Linked DNA regions of Mus musculus: all the other regions are linked to region 2. A link is a loop called in an ENCODE intact Hi-C map of the cell type or tissue named here. Cell type or tissue: heart. All regions are shown on one strand. Each heading gives the region's core, and the rest is flanking DNA. Links, peaks and the distances in the headings are about the cores only. Region 1 has its middle 84 kb from the start of 4930539C22Rik. Region 2 holds the start of Cxxc4 (CXXC finger 4). Region 3 holds the start of 4930539C22Rik (RIKEN cDNA 4930539C22 gene).

The links. A loop is a pair of places that touch in the nucleus more often than their neighbours do. Peaks named below come from ENCODE experiments on the same cell type or tissue, not always from the same donor. Only the 100,000 strongest peaks of a DNase experiment are listed, where the experiment ranks them.
Region 1: it touches region 2 in a loop (6-fold over the local background); 2 of 42 quality-filtered maps call a loop at or near these places.
Region 3: it touches region 2 in a loop (2.6-fold over the local background); 4 of 42 quality-filtered maps call a loop at or near these places.

What each region holds. Positions count from the first base shown.
Region 1 is chr3:134,335,331-134,343,218 of GRCm38, forward strand. No RefSeq gene overlaps it. Among named protein-coding and RNA genes, the nearest start is that of 4930539C22Rik, 84 kb to the right of the region's middle. In heart, for the core only: no CTCF peak of the experiment used is centred there; a DNase peak (open chromatin) is centred at 4,021.
Region 2 is chr3:134,236,432-134,244,319 of GRCm38, forward strand. It overlaps Cxxc4 (CXXC finger 4), which reads left to right and starts at 64. Exons shown (of 4, transcript NM_001004367.4): 1 at 64-255; 2 at 381-456; 3 at 2,972-4,284. The coding sequence starts at 3,229. Mir1895 (microRNA 1895) reads right to left here and starts at 4,152; the gene lies at 4,074-4,152. In heart, for the core only: a CTCF peak has its summit at 3,392; DNase peaks (open chromatin) are centred at 3,360 and 3,950; H3K4me3 peaks cover 3,511 bases; H3K27ac peaks cover 2,899 bases.
Region 3 is chr3:134,421,057-134,428,944 of GRCm38, forward strand. 4930539C22Rik (RIKEN cDNA 4930539C22 gene) reads right to left here and starts at 2,579. Exons shown (of 9, transcript NR_040600.1): 1 at 2,488-2,579; 2 at 1,430-1,515. In heart, for the core only: no CTCF peak of the experiment used is centred there; no DNase peak of the experiment used is centred there.

The sequences.
Region 1 (7,888 bases), core at 1,184-6,183, 99 kb after region 2:
TCATGAAATTCTTAGGTAAATGGATGGAACTAGAAGATGTCACCCTGAGTGAGGTAACCCAATCACAAAAGAACACACATGGTATATACTCACTGATAAGGGGATATTAGCCTCAAAGCTCAGAATACCCAAGATACAACTCATAGACCCCAAGCAGCTTAAGAAGAAGGAAGACCAAAATGTAGATGCTTCAGTCCTTCTTAGAAGGGGGAACAAAATACTCATGGGAGGAAATACAGAAACAAAGTACGGAGCAGAGACTGAAGGAAAGGCCATCCAGAGACTGCCCCACCTGGAGATCTATTCCATATACAGTCACCAAATAACCACACAGTATTGTAGATGCCAAGAAGTGCTTGCTGACAGGAACCTGATATAGCAGTCTCCTGAGAAGCTCTGCCACAGCCTGACAAATACTGAGGCAGATACTTGAAGCCAACCATTGGATTGAGCACAGGATCTCCAATGGAGGAGTTAGAGAAAGGCCTAAAGGAGCTGAAAGGGTTTGTAGCCCCATAGAAAGAACAACAATATGAACCAACCAGACTCCCCCCCCCCCCCCCCCCCCCCCCCCCGCCGAGCTTCCAGGGACTAAACCACCAACCAAAGAGTACACATGGAGGGACCCATGGCTCCAGCCGCATATGTAGCAGAGGATGGCCTTTTTGGGCATTAATAGGAGGAGAGGCCTTTGGTCCTGTTAAGGCTTAATGCCTCACTGTAGGGGAATTCGAGAGCAGGGAGGCAAGAGTGGGTGGGTGGGGGGAGCACCCTCATAGAAGCAGGGGGAAGAGGGATGGGATAGGGGTTGGTGGTGGACTGGGAAAGGGGATAACATTTGAAATGTAAATAAAGAAAATATCCAATAAAAAAAAGGAATTTACCTTAGCTATTGTGCTTAGTTTTTATTTCCTGTTTTGATATCTTTGCTGCCCTTTGTGATGGTCGGTAATCTGACTTGTTCTGCGTGTTCAGGCCCATTGTATCCTGATGGCATGCCAGGTTCATGACTGCCCGGTGGGTTGGGTCATTCACTTCTTCACATGTTCATTCAATAGGGGGATAGCATCAGAGAATGAGAAATTGTTTCTCCATCCATGGAGCTTGTTTTCAAACAATCAATCATTATTTCCACCAACTCCCACATAACTGTCATTGCTGCTCCTGTGAGCTTATTCCTAGCTTTTCGCTCTTCATGTAGTCCTAAAAGATCTGCAAACCCAACCTATGTTGAAAGTACAGTAAATTTTAGTCTTCATAATAAAACTATTCTAACTCATAGAGAGATTGGAAATTCAATTTTTGTTTACATATTGAATGTTTCTTTAAAATTTTTATTGAATATTGAACTTTTAAACTTTATCTTCCCATAGCACAGTAATGTTTTTTTGAGTCTGTATATCACAATTTATGAAGATCTTCAGGGGTCCACTTGTTCTAACTTCTGTATATTATGTGTGTGAGATACACTTGTGCAAAAACCATCACAACAGCATCTGCCACCACTCCAGCTATCATAACCCACAGCATTCACTGCCTGACAGCTGAACTGGTTGATCTCTGGATTAATGACATCACAGTGCCTGACCTCCATAGCATCAGGAGATTTCAATCATTCTGCCTTTTCTTCTATATACTTAATATATAAGCATGAGAAGGTATTCTATTTTTTGGTGTGTTACCTTTTAGTAACCAGCCTGATAACCAATGACATTAAACTTCTCTTAAATGATGAGAGAGAAAAAACACAAATAAATACATCATATATTTTGTCTCACACAAAAAAAATTTCTGACAGTTTATAATTAAAGAGTAGTATAAAATGTACAATTAGAATAGAAAAACAAATATCTTGGTTTTACAATGTCTTTATTGATTTAAAATATCAAGATAATTCATAGAAAACATGAAGAGAAAAGAGTTATTTACTAACATTTTAAAGTTGAAAGACTACTTAGAACTATGGACCTAGTTAACCTATGTCTAAACTGTTCATAAAAAAGTAGCAAAAGTACAAGGTGAATGGCTCCTAATGGTATTCTGCTATATTCATATATTAGTGTCTTGTTCAACGATTATTAGAGAAAGATTCCTCCTGCAGCAGATGGGAAAAATATAGAATCTGTAACCAGACACTACGAAGAGACCGAGAGACCTTGGAACATTAAGCACAAAATGAGATGTCGCAATCCAATCCATCCCTCAGAGCTTAGAGAACCCTAAGAGAAAGCAGAAAGAGTGTAGGAGTCAGAGGGTTTAGAAGGTACCAAGGAAACAAGGCCCTATAAATCAGCATGAACAAAGCTCATAGGAATTCAGAGACTGACACAGCGTGCACAGCACCTGCATGAGTTTGTACCAGGTTCCCCCATGTTTATGTAATGGCTTCCAGTTTAGTGTTTCAATTGGGATTTCTAAGAGTGTGAATGAGTGGGTCTTCAACTTTTGTGCCTTTTCTTGGGCTTTTTTCCTTCTCTTGATTTGTCTTGTCCAACTTTGGTATGACAGTTCTTTGCTTTATCCTATTACATTCCGTTTTGTTTTATTTCTTTTTCAAAAATGAGTGAATGGATAAATGAATGAATGAATGAATACCTAGACACTAGGATAAAGGTTAATAACTGAACTGTCATTATTACCTCCTGGGAGAAAGAAAGTCACCTTTCTCCTATCAACCATTCCAGGGCTGATGTCATTTATAGGAGTAGTTGACCAACATATAAAGGACTCCATGTTTTGTTTTGTTTTTGCATGTGTATTTGGTTGCAGTTTGGTGGGGTTTCGTTTGTTTGTTTTGGTTGGTTGGTTTTTGTTTTTGTTTGTCTGAGTTTCAGAGGAGTTTGTGTTTTATTTTGTTTTGTTGGATTTTGAGGGTGGGTGTTGTTGTGTTTTTGTTTCTCAAGAAAGAACTTGAAGCTTGGTGGGGAAGGAATGGGGGAAAATCTAGAAGGACTTTGGGGATGGACAGCAATATGATCAAACTATATTTACATTTAAGAATTATTCTAAATAATAAAAAATATAAATAAAAAAGACAAAGGGCTGAAGAAAATCAGGGGAAGGTGTATGACAGATACTGGGGATGAGGGAGGTTTTCCTGGCAATAAGTTTGTTGACTTAGAGGCAAACACATAAATATATTTTAATTGTAATGGACAAATTCTCTTTCATGCAGTTTTTTTTCTCTTAAATTTGGGCTCAGTGATGGAGCAACTTGCCTAGCACATGTAAGAAAAGTCCTAGGTTCATTCCCCAGAGAAGGAAAGGAAGGGGAGAAGAAGGGTGAGGAGAGGGGAAAAAAAGACTTAATTTAAAACAGTAAAATATGATATGTGTAAAAAGTGAGCTGAAAGACTGCCTAGCAGAATTGTGAATTTAGTCGAATAAATCTAACCGTGATTGAATTAATTTGGTCTTCTTTCCCAAAGGGAGTCAAAGGCAGTAAAATTATGCCTAAGTTGGCAAAGAAGTTGCTCAGTTCCTCATTAGGAAGGCAAATCAAGGTGTCTCTTGACCACAGGAAGGACGCTTCAAGTCAGGTGGCTCTAAAAGACTGTGATTGATTGGAGAAAAATCTGGAGCCATTGTGTGAAAACTACATGACCTAAACATTGATAGGATGCAGAAGCTGCCTGACTGATTTCAGCTTTCTTTCTTCATTTTTAAAATTAGAAAATACAGAAAATAATACAAAAATACAGAAAAAAAGGCAAATTCATTTAGTTATGGCATATTAGCTTCCTGAAAAACCTAGGGAAGTGAAGCCTTGCTGAAGGAAGCACGTAGTCACTGGGGGTTGAGGTTTTATTGTATGGTTCTATTTGCTGTTCTCTGTTTTGTTTTCTTTATATGGAACCACTTCTGGTTCTCTGTCCTACTTCCTGTTATCTCTGACTTACTTCCTGTTATCTCTGACCTACTTCCTTTTATCTCTGACCCACTCCCTGTTCCCTCTGACCCACCTCCTGTCTCTCTGACCGACTTCCTGTTCCCTCTGACACACCTCCTGTCTCTCTGAGGGACTTCCTGTTCCCTCTGACACACCTCCTGTCTCTCTGAGGGACTTCCTGTTCCCTCTGACACACTCCTGTCTCTCTGAGGGACTTCCTGTTCCCTCTGTCACACCCCCTGTCTCTCTGAGGGACTTCCTGTTCCCTCTGACACATCTCCTGTCTCTCTGCGGGACTTCCTGTTCCCTCTGACACACCCCCTGTCTCTCTGAGGGACTTCCTGTTCCCTCTGACACACCTCCTGTCTCTCTGAGGGACTTCCTGTTCCCTCTGACACACCTCCTGTCTCTCTGAGGGACTTCCTGTTCTCTCTGTCCAGCCACCTGTTCTGTTTCTTCTATGCAGATGAAAGGTGATCAGTCAGTCAGCTTCCTGCTCTGGCCACCATATCTTCACTGCCTATTGCCATGTCTTCCCTGCCATGACAGACTTAATTACTCTGAACTATAAGCTAAAGTAAACTTTCCTTTCCCCTAGATTGTTTTTTTTTTATTGTGGGTTTATTCTATCACACAATCAAAAACAGCAACTAATATACTGTTCATCCCTCCTCTTCTAAATCCTAGCAATAAAAACACAGAATTAAAAGTTATACAAGCAAGAAAAAAATTTCCAATATGAAGATAAGTAGTCTTACAAAAGAAATAGGGAAGAAGTAAGGAATAAATTAGTGTATAATTAAATCAGAATTACCTGTGTGTATAATATAATTCTTAATGGAGAGGAATATCAGAATAATATATAGAATAAAAATTACAAGAGTCATTAGATTAAGAAAGAGCTCAAAGATTGTCCAGAAAGAAATGGCAAAATAAGATATAGAATATTTTCTTTGTATAGTATGGGAGAGAATATATCCCCCCCCCAAAAAAAAACATTTTTTTTCAGTAGGCAGGGAAAAACTGGTCATTTAGTGACATTAGAAACGAAATGTTCTGTTTATTAAAGGATACATTTATTAAATGGACAAATGAAAACTAAGCCACAGGATAGGAGAATAAATCTTAGTTACATATAACTGACAAATTATTCAAATGCGCAATATATTTAAAAGTTGCCCAAGAATTAACAGAGAAAAATAAAGCATAAAAGAGTAGCAATAAATCTAGAAAAACTGTTGAACTTCATCACCCTTCTGGGAAGTAAAAGCTTGAAAGTACAACAGAAGAGCTACAACCACACAGGGACAGAATGTGAAGATGACTTACCGTGTGTTTTCACATGACAACAGCATACTCAGAGCTGTCACACCACCATGGAGCCTACAGGCTTGAATACTGGCATGTACACTGTGATTTCTAAAGTCCATTCCAGACATACCCTATCGAATGTGTGTGCTCATAATTTATGCTGTAGGTAGTGGTCAAAAAAGTTGGACCACCAGATGTAAAACAAATGACACCACTGTTGCTCTACAGTCTGCCGTCTCGATATGAAAAGACATAAAATATGAGCAAAAAACATGGATACATTTAGAAGTATTTCCTGAGTGAAGAAGAGCTGCACACAGCATAATGTCTGTTACTTAATTCCTTCATGAAAATTTAAAAAATAAAAAATAAATATATAAGCAGTAAAAAATAACTATTGAATGGTGTTAGACTGTTAGAAGGGGTGATTTTTGAGAGCACAACATGGTTGTGACTGGGAAAGGCCACAATGGACCCTTTGTGCTTTGACCTAGCTGATATACTCAAGTGTGATGATTTTCTAAGGACTCTTCTGTCTGTGCAGCCATGATTCCTTCTGTAGAGTGATTTGTGTCCTCACCCCCAGTGGCCAGCGTGTAAATTGAAGCCCCTCATCTGTGGCGTTTGTTATCTAAAATAGTATCTATGGGATGTAATTAGGATTTGATGAGTTGTGAAGGGTGATGGCCTGACCCAGTGTGTATAATTCTTTGCTTCAAGGAACTATCAGAGAGCTGGAACCACAGAGAAGTTCACACGAAGACATTGGGAGAAGGAGGTCACTGCAAGCCTCTAGGTGGGGAACTCCATGAATCGGCATCCTGCTCTTGAGATTCTTCTGGCCTTCAGAGATGTGAAAAAGAAATGTCTGTTATTCCACCCTGTTGTCTGCTGTATTTGCCTTCATGAGTCTAAATTGAATAGAGCAACCCAGCAGCCCTATGAGGGTAAAAATGACATGTCTTAAGTCTTGTACCTCTGTACATTGCATTGTGCCTCTTGGAAAGAACAATTTCATGGACCTTTAACTCTCCACCTCCCTTCTTTTAAATATATTTTCTCCAACATAATATTTGTATTAATTGTTTGGGAAATTTGTACAATGGATCCAATCACACTTGCTTTCTATGCCTCCCAGGTCCACCCTCCTACCCTTGGCCCTCCAAAAATAAAAAAAAAATAAAAATAAAAATAAATAAAAATAAAAATAACTCACCAAGTCCAATTTGTATTTACCATATACTCTTTGGCATATGGTCAAACTCCCAGTGGCAAGCCCCTTAAAGAAGACTTAGACACTCCCCCCACCCACCCCCACACACATATATTGCCAAAACCCATCAACTATGAAGAGCTACATTTCAACATCTGTATAACAGCTTTTAAGAACTCTCTTCAATAGCTTCCTGTCTGTACTGTTTCTTTCTTTCTTTTGTTTTTTTCTGGGGTTAGGGGAGGTTGTCACAAAAGCCTCCAATATCTCTCATTCCTAGATATGAGTCTTCACTAATAACTGGTCCTTTCAGGAAAAGCAAAAGTCTCACATCCTTTCCTTACATACACACACACACACACACACACACACACACACACACACACACACACACATATAATTAGCATATTTGTTGATGCAGCACACAGAGACATAATATCATCATTTAAAAGACCTTTGTTGTACTCTGTTTTCACATTGGTCATTGGTACATGACATGTATATGTGTACCAATGGTACACATTGGTACAGATGTGCAACCCAACCAGTTAGTTATCTGCTGTTCTTCTTTCCAATTGTTTCATTTATAAACCACAGTGTTCGGGATAGAATGATGCTCTAGTATGTCTTTCTTCTGTGTTGTTCCATCCTTAATTTAACATCTTAATGGTAAACTTTGTCCTTTCCAGCATTTTCTTTGCAGTAAGGCTAATGCTGTTTTTAATTCTGAAGTCTTAATTGATTACTATTTTATTGATCACAGCTAATTCTTTATCCTTTGCTGCTAACCAATTTCCCGTCATATTCCTGGATTCAACTGCCTTGAACTGTTGATTTCCGTGCCCTTCGTCCCTCACCCTCTGCACCACTTCTCTGAGAGTGTCTTCATCTGGGGTGAGGTCACTTCTGCCTTTCCTTTCCCAGACTGTGACCTGTGGCAAGGTTTTAACCTGAAACATCATATCTCCTTTGAGCAACGTGGACAATCCCTGATACAAGATTGAATCTCCTCCACAGTGATTTCAATCACTGATTTTCAATTGTTTAGGCTTACTGTTCCATAAAGCAATAAAAAAGGAAACTCTCCACAAAAATATCCCATTTCCAGTTGGCAGGTAAAAATAATTAGTGGCTAAGACACAAAATATTAAAGTTGCTCAATGGAGCTATGTTTTGAAGAAAAATTGTGTGTGTGTGTATGTGTGTGTGTGTGCGCATATACACTTCTGTGCACACTCACTAAACTATCCTAAACAGATATTTATTGAACATCCTAAGAATGGTCTTTATTAATAAGCTGGATGTACCTAACACTTTTTTGCAAGTTTAATTTAGAAATAATTCTTGTGTGGTTTATAATTTTTAAGGCATTTTTTATTAGATATTTTCTTCATTTACATTTCAAATGCTATCCCCAAAGCCCCCTATACCCTCCCCCCCGCCCTGCTCCCCAACACACCCACTCCTGCTTCCTG
Region 2 (7,888 bases), core at 970-5,969:
GAGAGAGAGCGAGAGAGCGAGAGAGAGAGAGACTCCCCGGCTCCCTCCCTCCCTCCCTCGCACACAGCGACTGGAGACGGACCGGGAGCAACGCGCCGGGAAGAGCAGAGACCACCGACAACAGCCCCGCGCTCTCCCACACACGCTCACACTCGGCGCTTTCCTCTCCACCCCCACCTCCTCCTCCTTCCACCCCCTCCACTAACACCATCTCCTCCTCCTCTCTACAACAAGAAAAAAAAAAGCCATTTACAGGTATTTTTTTTTCATCCGCATATTTATTTACCCCACCCCCCCATTCCCAACAGTTTGTTTACAAGTATTAAAGTTGTAATTGGGAGCTGCCAAGACACATCTGGATTTGTGTTTCTTTGTGTTAGGGGGTGATGTGCAACTAATTAAAGGCAGACTGGCAGCGTCTGTAAATTCTAAGGCTCCCCAAATAAAAAGAGACTGGTAAGTGATTGTTCTTTCTCTTCCTCTGGCTTCCCCGCTTCTCTTTCTCTCTTAAATGTTTGCTGTCCGGTGGGATTGTAAAAGTAGATTAATGCTGGTCTCCAGCAATAAAAACCGTGACTGTATTAATTAATTAATTAATCTGCACCGGCCCCTCCTCCTGAATGTTAAATATGACCTTTGATCTCCATGTCTCTGGTAGATCAGACATACAGTATTAGGCATGTACAGTCACATTGTTCAGAGGCAAAGCAGGATCATGAAGTATGGATGTTTATTTTAGCTTTGGTGTTAGAACTATAGTTATTGGTGTGTGCTTTATTTTGTTGCTAAATAAAAGCCAAACAATAGCTGTGGCTTAGGTACCTTTTTTTCATGCTCCAGGGATGCATTGATTAAACAATAATGACCTGGATGCTGGGCACAATCCTTTTCTACAGTTTCTGGTGGTATTGAACCTAGAGGAGGGAAGGGGGGGGGAGGTAGTAGCAATTGGAGAAGCAAGGACAGCTTGTTTGGAAACACCATGCTAAGACTCTGAAAGGGGGATATTAGATCCCTTCTTTATTTGGAACAAGGTCAAAAGACTAAAATGTTAGTGTCCCCTCCCCTCAGTGGGATGATGCCCATTGCATGGTTGGCGGAACTAGTTTCTAGTGACTAGCAGTTATTATGATCTTGCATCTTCAATGTAATTCACAGAAACGGAAGCTGTATGTGTATTCTTACTGTGTCTTTCCCCCCAGACCCTAGCAAGTGTCAGGAATATTTAGCCAGGAGGATTTGGGGGGCACCTTTGTATTGTCATCAGGCCTCAGAAGGGAGCAGTTTTCCCTAATGTGAAACCACAGAGGTGGTGCCTGAGTGATTAGGGACTTGCTGTGATTGAAGGATGCCTGCCAGTTTCTAATCCAGCCGGAGGGAGGTTCCTTATCTTGCTTTACTTTGCCTAATAGGGATTTGTTTACATAAACCCCCCTTTTTTTAGGGTGCCTCATCAGTAGACCTTGAAGTTTTCAAATTTGAAGTTTGGACATAATGCTTCATTAATCTAATTATAAGCATAATGACTATAATTGATATGCATTTGAAACTCTGAAATTTTGAGACAGAGATTGCTAGGCCCTCAGTTTTAATTCCACACCAACCTCTAGGCTTCAGAAGAAGCCAGAGAAAGGTACTCTGGCAAAGAAAAAAATAAATAGGGAAACAAAGAAACTGTTTTTTTAAGGTGAATATACATTTTATATTTTTGCTTTAATTCTTAGAAGGATATGATATAGCTCTCACCCTTAATAAACAAGCAGAACCCCTCTTCCTAATGCTTATTGATGGCCTGTAAGCAGAGAGAGAAATGCAAATACCCAGTTAGCATTAAACTTTCCTCTTAAAAAATAGCAAAGGGGGGAAAAAAACATCTTAACAGTTCTTTGGATAAAAAAACACCTGAAGGAATCTCCCTTCTCTTTATGCAAAAATCAGTGTTGGTGAATGATTTAAAAAAAAAAAAAAAACTCCCTTGCTTTCCTCCTTTCTTGGGAAGACACAGCAATCTCCATTAGAAATGATTGGGAGTATTCTTATAGGAGCAGCAGACACTTAGTTCTGAGCCTGTGACATTGCTTGTATTTGAGATCTATCTATACATTTCTTTCTTTCTACCTACCTACCTACCTACCTACCTACCTACCTACCTACCTACCTACATTCCATCTTTCTATCTCTCCTCCCTTTTTAAAGCGAGTGGTGCACCACCTTGCCCCTGCCACCAAATGGCTTGTACAATTGAGACCTGTCCTTGGTCCATTGAATTAAGACCCTAACAGAGCCAGCTGTGCTGGGATTCAAACTAATGACAGCAGACACAGAAGGACACTGTGGCAGCTGGTAGTTCTTTTTTTCCACCCCCCTCCTGCCTCTTTGGTTCAAATTGTATGTGGGCAGTCTTGTAGCTCTCAGTTGTATTGTGTTTGCTTACAGTTTATGCGCGGATGTATTGTAGACTTTCTCAGTACTTCATTTGCTAATTTCCGGTTCGTTTTCCTCATAGGGCCATTGCTGTTTCTACTTTACAGCATTTGCATGCCCAGGCAGCACTTGTTCACACATTTCATAATGTTTAAATGCCCTCTGCTTATAGGTAGTATCGCCCTCCCACCCCTGATTTGCATGTCTTTAGCACTCCAATTGCCCTTTTCCCTCGGCATTTGTCACCCCTGTCTTTCCTCTTTCCCTGGGTACTCTAGCTATTAATACATTTTTTCTCAGGAGGGTTACAAGAATAGGGGGAGGGGGAGGAGCTGTGCGGTGTGCTGTCGGGAGAGAGGGAGGGAGCAGGGCTTGGGAGTGTTGGGGGGGCGAGGGGGGTCACGTCTTGATGATTGTTATGCAAACGACCCGACTGGAGAACGTGGGAGCTTTCTGTGGTGTCTGCGGTGGGGTAGCGAGGGCGGCTGTTTATTTATTTTTAATTTTTTTCTGGTGCAGCTCGTTGGAATGACTTTCTTTATTTTAGTTGTAACAGTTGGAGGATAATGCAAAGGAAGACGCTGCTTGGGAAGTCACCGTCTGTGGACATGCGCCCCAGAGAGGACTAGAGCAGCCCTCGCCTTGCTCTCCCCACCCGGATCCCACTTTCCTGCACGGCCCGGCCCGTACCCCGACCCCACCATCACCCGCTTCCCTTCCCCCCACCTCTCCCCCTTTCCCACCCAGGTGTCGGACCAGGCGGTCCCCACTTCCACCCTGCACCCCTTCTTCCCCCCCTGCACCATGAACACCAATGTCTGCGTGGAGCCCGGGCCGAGCCCGGAGGCCCCGGGCTTGCCCAAGGAAAGCCACCTGCCCGAGGGGGCCCTGAACAGCCTTGTGGATTACAACTCGGAGATGGAGCGTTACCGCTCCTTTGCCACCTCCTTCTACAAGACCAACGGGGGCGCCTTCCCGCAGGCAGCCAAGATCGCGCGCATCACCACCCCCATCTTCCCCAGCAGCGCCGCCGCCGCCGCGGCCGCCGCGCGCATCGGCATGTCCCCGTGGAACTGCGACAACGCGGCCACCGCCGCCGCCACCGCGATGCTCTGGGGCAGCGGGGGCGGCGGCGGAGGCGGTGGGGGCGGGGGTGGGGGCGGCGGGGCCGGCAGGAAATCCTCCTCGGCCGCCGCCTCCTCCTCCGCCTCCTCCTCGGCGATCCTCCCCGCCGCCGGCGGTGGCGGTGGCGGCGGCGGCGGTGGCAGCGGCGGAGGCGGCGGCGGCGGCGGCGGCGGCAGGACCAGCATGCACCACCGGAACGACTCCCAGCGGCTGGGGAAGGCTGGCTGTCCGCCAGAGCCGTCGTTGCAAATGGCAAATACTAATTTCCTCTCCACCTTATCCCCCGAACACTGCAGACCTTTGGCGGGGGAATGCATGAACAAGCTCAAATGCGGCGCTGCTGAAGCAGAGATAATGAATCTCCCCGAGCGGGTGGGGACTTTTTCCGCTATCCCGGCTTTAGGGGGCATCTCATTACCTCCAGGGGTCATCGTCATGACAGCCCTTCACTCCCCCGCAGCAGCCTCAGCAGCCGTCACAGACAGTGCGTTTCAAATTGCCAATCTGGCAGACTGCCCGCAGAATCATTCCTCCTCCTCCTCGTCCTCCTCGGGGGGAGCTGGCGGAGCCAACCCGGCCAAGAAGAAGAGGAAAAGGTGTGGGGTCTGCGTGCCCTGCAAGAGGCTCATCAACTGTGGCGTCTGCAGCAGTTGCAGGAACCGCAAAACGGGACACCAGATCTGCAAATTTAGAAAATGTGAAGAGCTAAAGAAAAAACCTGGCACTTCGCTAGAGGTCAGAGGAGATGATTTCTTGTTTCCCAGTCTTGCCCCCTCCCTCCTCACTCCCCTGCCCTCTCCCCCACAGGGTTTCTTGTCTGGATTCAAGACGCAGCACCCCCTTTTCTGAAGCTTCTTGCAGGTTGAAACATACTGACATAGGTGGTTTGCAGAGGGCATGGCCTCTATACCACCCTCCCAGCTGCGCTTCACGGAACCGCCCTTCGGCTAGAGAGTGCCCCTCCTTTTTCTGTCTCTGGAAAAAAATGCAATTGGTCTAAGAATCCGAAGTTTTGCATCTGAGCATGCTTAATATTTTCCCTTGCTGTTTTAAACTGTTCCATAAGGAAAACCCCAAAACAAAAAGCTCTGTCCAAAATATTGAACATATTTATCATTCATATATACGTATATATGGACATACTATATAGGCCCAGACATAACACTACATATGTGGAACACAACTTACAGTATATGCATACATATTTGTATATAACATCTTTGTGTGTGTGTGTGTGTGTGTGTGTGTGTGTGTGTTCAAATGCCTGGATTCAGAGGGGGTGGTTTATCCTCTTCTAGAATAATTTTCTCCTGAGCCTAATGGAATGTTTTTGTTTCCTGTTTTATTTTTTGCCTTCCTGATCATTTTTTGAGCCAGCAGAGAGTATAGAAAGCTGATTGTCACCAGCCATTTTTGAGATGTGACTTTGAGTAAAATGATAATTACTTACTAGTGTGGCTAATGGAGAGCTTATTTTTAAAATAATTAATGTAGTTCCAGGAAAACTCCATTGTTTTTGTTGTTGTTTTAGACTTTATATTTCTCTTAGGTTCAGTATCTGACAAAGTAACCATTTTGTGGTTGCAAAATTACTCTAAACATAGGAAGGTTTTGGTTGGTGCCATATATGGTAAATGATAGTTTACTTTTCTTATAGGTCTTTAAAACAGACATTATTCATTGAAGTAATGGTAACATTAGGCTTTTAGTTGCACTTCAAAATAAGATTGATGTATGTGATGAACATTTTATATGATAGCCTAGTCAAAACACAGGAGGAAAAAATGAAAGATTACAGGTATATTGTTTTGGTAACATTTAGAAAGGAAATATGGACAGGCAATCACAGTCTGTGATGAAATCTAGAGAGGGAGGCTAGCTGGTTAGCTGCCTGTGCAAATGTGAGACAGGGCAATGGGTTTCCTGTTAGAGAAGGTTCTGTGGACCCGACTGTATGTTGAGTGACTGTCACAATCCATCCTGAGGAATTCTTAGTTGCACATTCTTTTAATTATCAGGAACATGACCTAAGGATGTCTTCTTTAAATCACTGAGAACTGTAGATTTAAAGAATAAACACAGAAGTTAAAGATTTTGCTTCTGTTTTGACTACAAAGAAGATGGATCATCTTGGTACAAATCAAGGCCAAGGGACTGGGGTTTCCAAAGTTAGAAGCATATAGACTACAATTCCATCACAACACTGCATGTGTTCCTCCTTCCGAAGAAACCAGGTCTACTTGGGAACCTTAATTGTGTCCCAGGGTTCTTCATTGTTCTTCCTGTGGGCAACTCTGGTCAAGCAAAGGTAACAGCAGCTACAGTACAGGTTTATGTATTCTCTCAGATGGCAAACACATTAACTTTTGCACTCTCTGTTGGGGTTTAATTTACCATAACTTCTTTCGTTCTGGAAGACCATGGGTAATTCAAGTTTAGCTTATGATGTGGACGTTTCTAATGAATGGCTAGTGAGTAGGATAGTATGACTTCTATTTTGTCCTAGAGAGTAGTCTGTAGGGTTACAGTTTTGGCATTGTATATCGTATAACATTGGCATTGTTATACCTCAGCTTTAGCTGTAGCCACTGGCACCACCTGTACACCATTGTAGGGAATGTAGTAGAGAGGAGAACTCAATAATTCTCTTCTATTTAGTCAGTAACCACTCCAGAGGAGTTTGTTATGAGTTCTGATAGGCTGCCAGCCATGTTTCTAGGCTGGTGAGTTCGTTTAAACTGGTTTCCTATATTTCTTTTCTGTGTCCCTTTTAATGGTTTCCCACAAACTTTTCAAAATTTTTTCTTCATAATTCCAAGCCTTTTAGAGTCATTTTTGTCTATGAAAATGAGCATTCCCAGAGCGTTGTGGCCTCACAGAAGGTGGAGAATGGGGGAGAGAATGCACGTTGCCCACTGCAGGCATTTTCCAAAGTGAGGGTTCCTTCTACCTACCAGGGCACGGTTACAGTTCAGGGCCATGATACCTCATGGAATACCACTGGGAAAAACAGAAGAAAAAAAAAAACAGTTTTCTAATTTGTCTGAATGTTTATCCAGGTCCTAAATAAAGTAATTGTGGTGTGATGCTCTCAAACCCACATGGAACCCCATGCAGCACTTGTCTTAAACTTGTCTTAAACTACCTTAAACCATTGAGCCAAAGCTGAAAGGTTGCCCTGCTGATCTGCTTTCCCATCACTAATTTGGTCCATTCCTATCTCAGAAGATGTTTTTGAGACTGGGTGGACTCTTGTCTGAGGTCCACGAATTGGATTTCAGCCATAAACTGAGTAGCTAAGACTTGTGGCTTTAACTTCTAGACACATAAGTAGTTTACATTTGCACACTACTAACAACTCTTACTCAGCACTCTAAACCTGTGTGCCTGCCTTCCCTTTGACCTGTTCTTATCTCAGAACCGAGACCAGAGGCATAGTCAGATTGCTTTTAGGCTGTGTAAACCAAGATTAAGATAGATGCACAGGATGTGCTGGGATTTGTGCATATATTCTCTTGAGCCCCCCTTCCTAGCCTTCCTTTAAATGTGACCTTCCCCTGCTTAGTCTCATTTTAAGAGCAACTTATGTTTATAGAAACCACTCCTTGTTGACATTCAGTATGGCAATACCCATGGAACAGTGTGTGCTCTCTGTTCTGTGTATTTGCATATGTCACTGCTCCTTCATCAATCACTACATTAACAAATAGCCACTAATTGTTAAAAGCAGTTGATACAAATGCATTGTGCTCCCATGGGACAGAACTTACTTTTAAGAATGTATGTCCTTAATTAACATTTACTTCCTAGATATAGTTAAAATATGACCATGTGGGAGATTATTATCATGTTAGGTTAATACTTGTGTCTCTTGTAGAGCTAATTCTTCAGATTGTATATACACAAACACTTTTTTTTCCTGATACAAAGATTTACCTTTTTAAAATATCACGACCTAATGTAACTCAAGGGAAAGAGACCCATGGGCAAGCCCCGCCTCTTAGTCCCTGAACATTGTTTGGGTGACATGACTGATCTCTGTGGGACAGCATTAGAGACCACACAGATCTGGTTTCCCTCCCATTAGCTGATTTATGGAATTGCATTAGGGAAGCTCTGCCTCTGGGAGGTTTCCCTGCCCCTATGCCTGCTCTCTTCCCTGCCACAGCTTTATAGAGAAGAGATGAGAAAACTGGAGCGGAAAAAAAAAGTTAAAAGGGTGCATATGTTTTTCTTTCTCTTTTCTCTCACTTAAAAAATAGGAAATGTGTTGATGTACCAGCTCCCAGTAATGTTTCTAGAAGCTTGAGATTCTAAAGGATTTGATTTAAAAAAAAAT
Region 3 (7,888 bases), core at 1,464-6,463, 190 kb after region 2:
GTAATTATAGTCATAGTAAACTCAAGCGTATGAATAGGATTAGAAGTAGCAAAGGAACTCACACAATATGTACTCACTGATAAGTGGATATTAGCCCCAAACCTAGGATTCCCAAGATATAAGGTACAATTTGCTAAACACATGAAACTCAAGAAGAATGAAGACTGAAGTGTGGACACTATGCCCCTCATTAGAATTGGGAACAAAACACCCATGGAAGGAGTTACAGAGACAAAGTTTGGAGCTGAGATGAAAGGATGGACCATGTAGAGACTGCCATATCCAGGGATCCACCCCATAATCAGCATCCAAACGCTGACACCATTGCATACCCTAGCAAGATTTTATTGAAAGTACCCAGATGTAGCTGTCTCTTGTGAGACTATGCCGGGGCCTAGCAAACACAGAAGTGGATGCTCACAGTCAGCTAATGGATGGATCACAGGGCTCCCAATGGAGGAGCTAGAGAAAGAACCCAAGGAGCTAAAGGGATCTGCAACCCTATAGGTGGAACAACATTATGAACTAACCAGTACCCGGAGCTCTTGACTCTAGCTGCATATGTATCAAAAGATGGCCTAGTCGGCCATCACTGGAAAGAGAGGCCCATTGGACACGCAAACTTTGTATGCCCCAGTACAGGGGAACGCCAGGGCCAAAAAGGGGGAGTGGGTGGGTAGGGGAGTGGGGGTGGGTGGGTATGGGGGACTTTTGGTATAGCATTGGAAATGTAAATGAGCTAAATACCTAATAAAAAATGGAAAAAAAAAGTAGCTGTAAGGAAATAACCATAAGACCCAGGGGAAAACTTAACTTTACGGAGACAGAAGTGGCAGAGGCCTAAAATGATTGATTTTGCTTTTGCTTGCTATGAGTGCTGATAAAATGGATGTTAGCTTAAAAGGAAGTGATTGTGTATTGTTATTTGGGAGTAATCTGAGGGTGACCACCAACACTGTATGGCTTGACAGAACCTTTTTGACTTTGTGATGTTGCAAGTGTAACAGGCAGTGCATTTCCAGCCATGCATCTTGATCTATGGCCTTGCTAGTGGGAGGCATCACAATGTGTGGCTGTGAGCTACAGCTTTCTAACAGCTGCATGCTCACGAGTATAAACATCAATATTCCACAATGTAGTTATTGCTCGACTATTCTTTGATGTTGGCTGGGTATATTCAAGTCTTTCCTTTGTACATCCAGTACTTGGTGTAACAAATTTTTTCTTTGTTTTTTGAGAATTCCTACATATTACAATGAAATATGATCACATCCAACCCATTTTTCTCTTCCAGTTCACCCAGTGTTTTCCCCAACATTCCTCCTTCAAATTTTATATCCTTTACTATCTTTGTTTTTATACTCCTCTCAGTCTGCCCACATGTATTAGGACTGAACACTGGAGCATAGAAAACTATAAGTGGCCACACCTTCAAAAAAGAATGATTTTTTTCCTCCTCTAGCTCCTCTGTTGTCGGGGTCGCTGTGAGCTTCACGGATGGCGGGGAACTGATTCCTGAGAGGTAAAGAATGAAACTTGGGTCAGGACCACTTGGGTTAGAAGGCACTGGGCCGAAAATTTCCAGAGTGTGACCTTGTGATTTATTTTGTTTATGCCTTTAAGCACGGGAAAACTTTAGAAAAAAGTCTCCATGTGACAATTATCCCAACAAAGCTTCAGGGATAGCTACTTGGAACCCTCCCTGAATAGGAGCATAGCACCATGGCCTTTAAAATAAGAATGAGTTCTGTTGACTGAAACAGTGTTCAGGGGAAGGGGCAAGGAAGGAAGACGTTATAATAATCATAAGGTTAGATTCTATTGCAGGATGCAAAGTCATAAGGATAGGTTTTATTCACTGAGAGGCTAAGCTCAGGATCAGGGCCTAAACAATGGTCAGAATACTGGGAATTCAGGAAGGCTGGGTCACAGAATAGCTAAAAAGATCACCCACTTATTACAACACCCACTCCAGCCTTCTGGGTGAAAAGGTATCAGTCATTTTCTTCCTTTGAAGAAGAAAAAACAAACAAACAAACAAACTTAACCTTTGACAACTCTGGATTTTCTAATGTTTTCTGTAAGCTGTGCCTCCTGCCCTCGGTAACTGGCGGGGTCTAGAGATGATCCAACCCATCAGAGCCAGAATTCTGGCTGGCTTCCTCTTGGACAGGTAACCCAACTGCTGAACATTTCTGAGAGTGATTGCTGTGCTCTGCCTAGAAGACAGCATTTCACAGAACTCCTCAACCTTCTGCTTGCCCATCCTTTCTGCTTCCCCTTGGGTTACTTTCCCTGATTGCTGCTTGAGGAGAGATGGTTCGTTTAGGGCTGTGAACTCAGTCCCAGTCATGCACCACAGCATTGCCTGCTGCTACACAAAAAAAGCTTCCCTGACAAAGGCTGAGAGAAGCCTAGGTCTATCGCTATGCACATAAGCATTTGAAAGACAGTTGGAACACTTAGCAATATAAAAATCTCACGTACTATCTGGAACCTGTGATCTCTTCAGCTATAGACTTCTGTACAAGATTTCGGTAATGGGCGTGAAATTCCCTCCTGTGGGGCAGGCTTCAAACAGCAGTGAGAAACTTGGTTCCTCCATGATAGTCCCACCATTATTGCATCAGAAAGCACATTGTGAGTGTCAGGTTACTATTTGCAGAATGCCATGTCCAGTATTAAGTAAGAACCTTGGTGTCTTTTCTTCCCTGGTAGCCTACAGAACACCTTGTACTTCAGACCTTTGGTTTTGTCTCTTTAACTTGGAGCACAAGTGAAAGGCGGGGGACTAGCAAGTGATCTGTATTAGGGAGTCAGGATATCTTAAGGTAGTGGGTTAGCAGACTGTAGGTCAAATCAAAGTATTGAAGTTAGATATTAGAGGGAAAAAGGTTTAAGTAGGGGAGGAGGCAGGAGCGTGAGTAAAACATGATGTAAGGACTATCCTAAAGCAACAACAACAACAATAACAAAAATCAAAAACAAGAGAACAACATGGAATCCTGTTATCTCACATTGTAGAACACATATGCAATGAAAGAAAAGAGGGGATACTGATAGCTAAAGGACTAAGCAAAGGTGAGAGTGTGGGTAGGAAAGAGAAGAAATAGTTTATAGATTAACCAGAACTAAGGTTCTATGGGAAATATTTAAGGAAATCCACTACTTCGGAAACTAATCTCAAAATACAACTTTAAACACACACACACACACACACACACACACACACACACACACACGCACACCAGAGTTTGAATGGAATTACTCTACCTGGGTGAATAATGTTGTTCCCAGAAAACATAGGTTATTAAATGAAAATTTCAATACAAGGCATGGGGTTACCTCCTGATGAGTTGTTGATCGGGGAGAACTCAGAGGTCTCAGAAAACAACACAGGATATTGTGATTGCCCTTGGTTTTCCTCTATAACCACATGTTAAGACACTATTGTTGAAGACTCCACACATCTCAGCTGTGGGACATAGAGAAATCAATCTCAAACTGACTGAGAAACTTACTCCCTGCTGGCTAAACGTATTTTTGATGGGACGTATTTTCAATTCATGATTTGTTTGTTGGGGCAGAACCCTGTGGTTGGTCAGGGACATCTGAATTTCATATTAATTTTTTTTAAATCTAAGGTACTTTTCCTTTGAACAAAAAGCTACATGTCTAGTATGCTCAAGAACTCAGATAAAGGTATATTCAGATCACACAAGATGTATAAATATCTTAAAATTATTTTCAATTAAAAGTATTTAGAAGAAAATTAGAGATCAGCTATAAATACATGGTGGACTATGTTGAATACTTTGCTATACAATTTCATATAATCTGATATAGGAAAGTTTGTGCTGTGACAATTCCTACATAGACCATCTGTGGTATAAAAATTGAGCACAAATTCAGTGTGCGTGTGTGCGTGCGTGTGTGTGCGTATGCACGTGTGCGTGTGTTTAGGTGGGTTTTGTTGAAAAGTTCCCGGAGATACATGTAAAGGTAAATGCTTGTCTTCCCATACTGTCTTGTGCAAATGAGTCTGATCAATAAGGAACAGACACTGAGTAAGAGTAGGTCACAGTGTCCTCTTTCCTTTGGGCCTAGCAGAGTTATGATGCTCAGGCTTCTGTCCTGCCTGCATTATTTATACCTTGGCTACTTTCTCAGGAGTAGACCCTTTAACAAACTTTAAATTGCCATAATTTGATTATGTCACTTTTCTTATGTAACCATGTCTGTCTGTCTGTCTATCTCTCTGTCTGTCTCTGCCTACCATTTTTCTATTATATTCTACATTTTCTTCCCATCCATTTTCATGTATGAACATACACAGAGTATTCATACTATGTACTATATTACTATTCAAAATTCAAAACAAGCTAGATCCATAAATTCTAATAAGGAATGCTTTCCAAAATGTACTATTAAGTGGTGAGGGAGCAAGTATGGATTGATATAATTTCAATCATATATACCACTTTGTTTTAACAGTTAACTATATAATTATAAAGAAAATGTTTTGATTTGCTAACTGGTGAATTGAAATTCATTATTTGTTTTCACAAATTTAGGAAGATTCTGTGATTCTCTTCATAATGTATGGGGTCTGTCATGTTTATTTATCTATTCAAAGGCTGTTTATTTAAAGCATATTATATTCCAGATACTTTTATGAAAACCTGGGCAACAGTAATAAACTGTTTTATACAACTTACATTATAGTACTAAAAACAATGAAATTGTAGATTCTAAGACCTATGTGATATATTGGGGCAACAAGAATAAACTTTTATATTTAGAAAATATCTGTAAGAAACTAGCCTAAACACAGACTTGAGAAACACATCTGTGAAGGATATTTTAAACAGGAGTATCTAAGGCTTGTAGGTGAGAGTATGACTTATGTTAGGACAGAGATGAGCTTGGACCAAGTGGGCAGAGGGACAGAGCTTCATGGGTTCCACAGATAGTGATCAGATCACTAGGATGTTGGCAAGGCTGTCAGAGCTTGAACTATCCTCTGGTAAGGTGAATCCATTGAAGATGTTAAGCAGTTGGTCAGTATGATTTGTTGCCATTTGATTATTAATACCCTAACTCATGTGTGACAAATAAGTGGATAGGAGACATGGAGGCAGCAATTGGGTAACCGAGAGACAACTGCAGTTATTCAGGTGAGATTGGTCTCCAGACGTACAGCACAGAGGAGCAGTGGTAACAAGCTAGAGAAGGCACATGGGTAGACCTCAGTGAGAAAACATTGAACACTGGTTGGGGATACCCACCACTTTCTGTAGAGGTGTCCTAGGTGACATCACTTGAATTTAGTCCCGACACTCACTATAACACAAACCCAAAACCTATAGATACAACTTCAGAGACCAAACAAATGGATCTTAGAACTGGGGCACATAATACAATTCAAGTCCTAATGTGAAAAATAAAAGGTTTTTTTTTTTTCTATCTGTATTGGAGTAGAAATTACACTTGCAATATATGTATGTATTAGTGATGTGTGTCTAGATTCCAAAAGTGGCCCAGAAATACAACCATCCAACTGTTAATATGTATCTGAGGGGTAGACAGTGGAATGTTTCAAGGTTTTTATTCAGCACCCGGCTTCTGTGTTTATGGGATCCACATCTCCAGACTGAACTGTGGCTCACAGCAGCTTACATGAAGAGGGAAGGGTAAATAGAGATTTTTTTGAGGAGTCAGGTAGGAGGGATGGATGCCATTAAGATACAGAAGTGGATGCTCACAGTCAGCTATTAGATGGAACACAGGGCCCCCAGTGGAGGAGCTAGAGAAAGTACCTAAGGAGCTGAAGGGGTCTGCAACCCTATAGGTGGAACAACAATATGAACTAACCAGTACCCCCAGAGCTCATGTCTCTAGCTGCATTTTTAGCAGAAGATGGCCTAGTCAGCCATCACTGGGAAGAGAGGACCCTTAGTCTTGCAAACTTTATATGCCTCAGTACAGGAGAAACACCAGGGCCAAGAAGTAGGAGTGGGTGGGTAAGGGAGCAGGGGTGGGGAGAGGGTATAGGGGACTTTCGGGATAGCATTTGAAATGTAAATGAAGTAAATACCTAATAAAAATTGGAAGAAAAAAATACATGGTTTACATAAAACAAAACAAAGTAGTGCCTGAATTGAATTTGCACAGACTTTACTGTTCTTGCCATTATTCCTAAATGACTCTATTTAGTAAATAGTTACATAGCGTTTATGTTGTATGAACTACTAGGACTAAGGCAGAACTGGTTTACACATATAAGAGGATGCACATGGCTTCTGTGTAGGCTGAACACCATTTATATAATGGATCTGATGATCTGTAGATTCTAGATCTTCAGAGGTCTTCAATCTAATCCTCCAAGGACATTGAGCAGTGATAGTTTTTACAAGGCTGCTTTTGTGATTTTTGGAAGAGAAAGAAGTATTTGAAAGGTAACTCTACTTGTGTTGCAATGGTCTTATTACTAGTTTCAACTTTGCAAAAAAAAATTAGTATTCTACAATGAATGCCATGTATTGTGCTGATTTTAATATATTCCAAGTTGCTTAGACATTTTTAAAGCTGAATATGCTTCAAATTTTGCCGCATTACATGTTTTTCTCATTAACTCTTATTGCCCTGAGCATCCTGTCTCTATTGTAATTGTTGTCGATGACTGAAGTAAAGTAGCTATTAAGAATTTCAACCCTCACCTTTTTGGATCCCGCTTTTTCTCTTGTCCCTAAGAAATAGTTAGCCCACCCTTCCTGTGTCATGTTCTGACTTCATAATCACTTCTAATCTCTGGCAAGCTTCCCTCTGCATCCTTTGATGATGGTACTCTGTTATAGCTTTCCCATTTTAAATGTCCCCTGGATGCCCTTACTAATTATTTTTTTTCTGCAAGCATCATTTTTAAACCCTGCCTGTTCCTTTTAGATGATTGCTTTCCTTCTTTTATTCCATGGCCTTAAAAAAAATCTGCCTCTTAAGTAAGTAGAGAAGAAATCTGAAAAGCAGTAAAGATCAGACATTTGCCAAGGAGAAATTCCTTGTGCTTGCCCCCCTTGCTTATAAAATATAGACATTTTGCTTTCATGAAGACAATTCAGGCTTTTATACAGTTTTACAGTCTTACAAGAAAGACTGTTTTTCTGTTTTTCTCATTCTGGGCCTCCCACAGATTTCTCTGACTTAAGTGGTGAACAGGAAGTGCTCTTTGGTTGGTCAAGAGCACCACAACTTTTACAGGGAATGAAAACAATAAAATTTGATTATTTTGACTGGCTTATAAATTACTTTAATCTGAATTGTGAATTTTCACTTAGGATCTCCTCACAAAATTTTAGGACGAGTGTAAAAAGGAGAGGAAAAATAATCATAGGAGATGCTGTTGGTGCAGGAAGTTCTACATTACAGCCACAATACGCAGAACATAAGCAGATTGTGAGAAAAGTCAAGGAAACCAGCAACTTAAATAGACTGAAATATTACAAGGTTTGGGAGCCTTCCCAAGCAGTTGGCAGATATATAGTCTTATCAAACATACATATATTATATATCATATATTCCATATATATGTATGATACAGTAGAATAATTTATTTAATCTGTGTGCTTCTGAAAACTCTGTATTTTAATAACAGTGAATAATAGTCAGTGGTAAAGTACTATCGATGACCAAGGGAAAAATGCTTTCAAATGTACATGTTTATGAAAACGTCCTAACTATGTTTGAGTGCCCATTTTTGCCCTCCAGTAAATAGATGGACATCCATCATTTGAGTGAAAGAAGAGGGGACAGCAAGTGTTATGCTATTTTAAAGTCTGTCCTTGTAATGTAGAGTATTACCATCTCTCGATAATCTGCCCTCACCATAGTT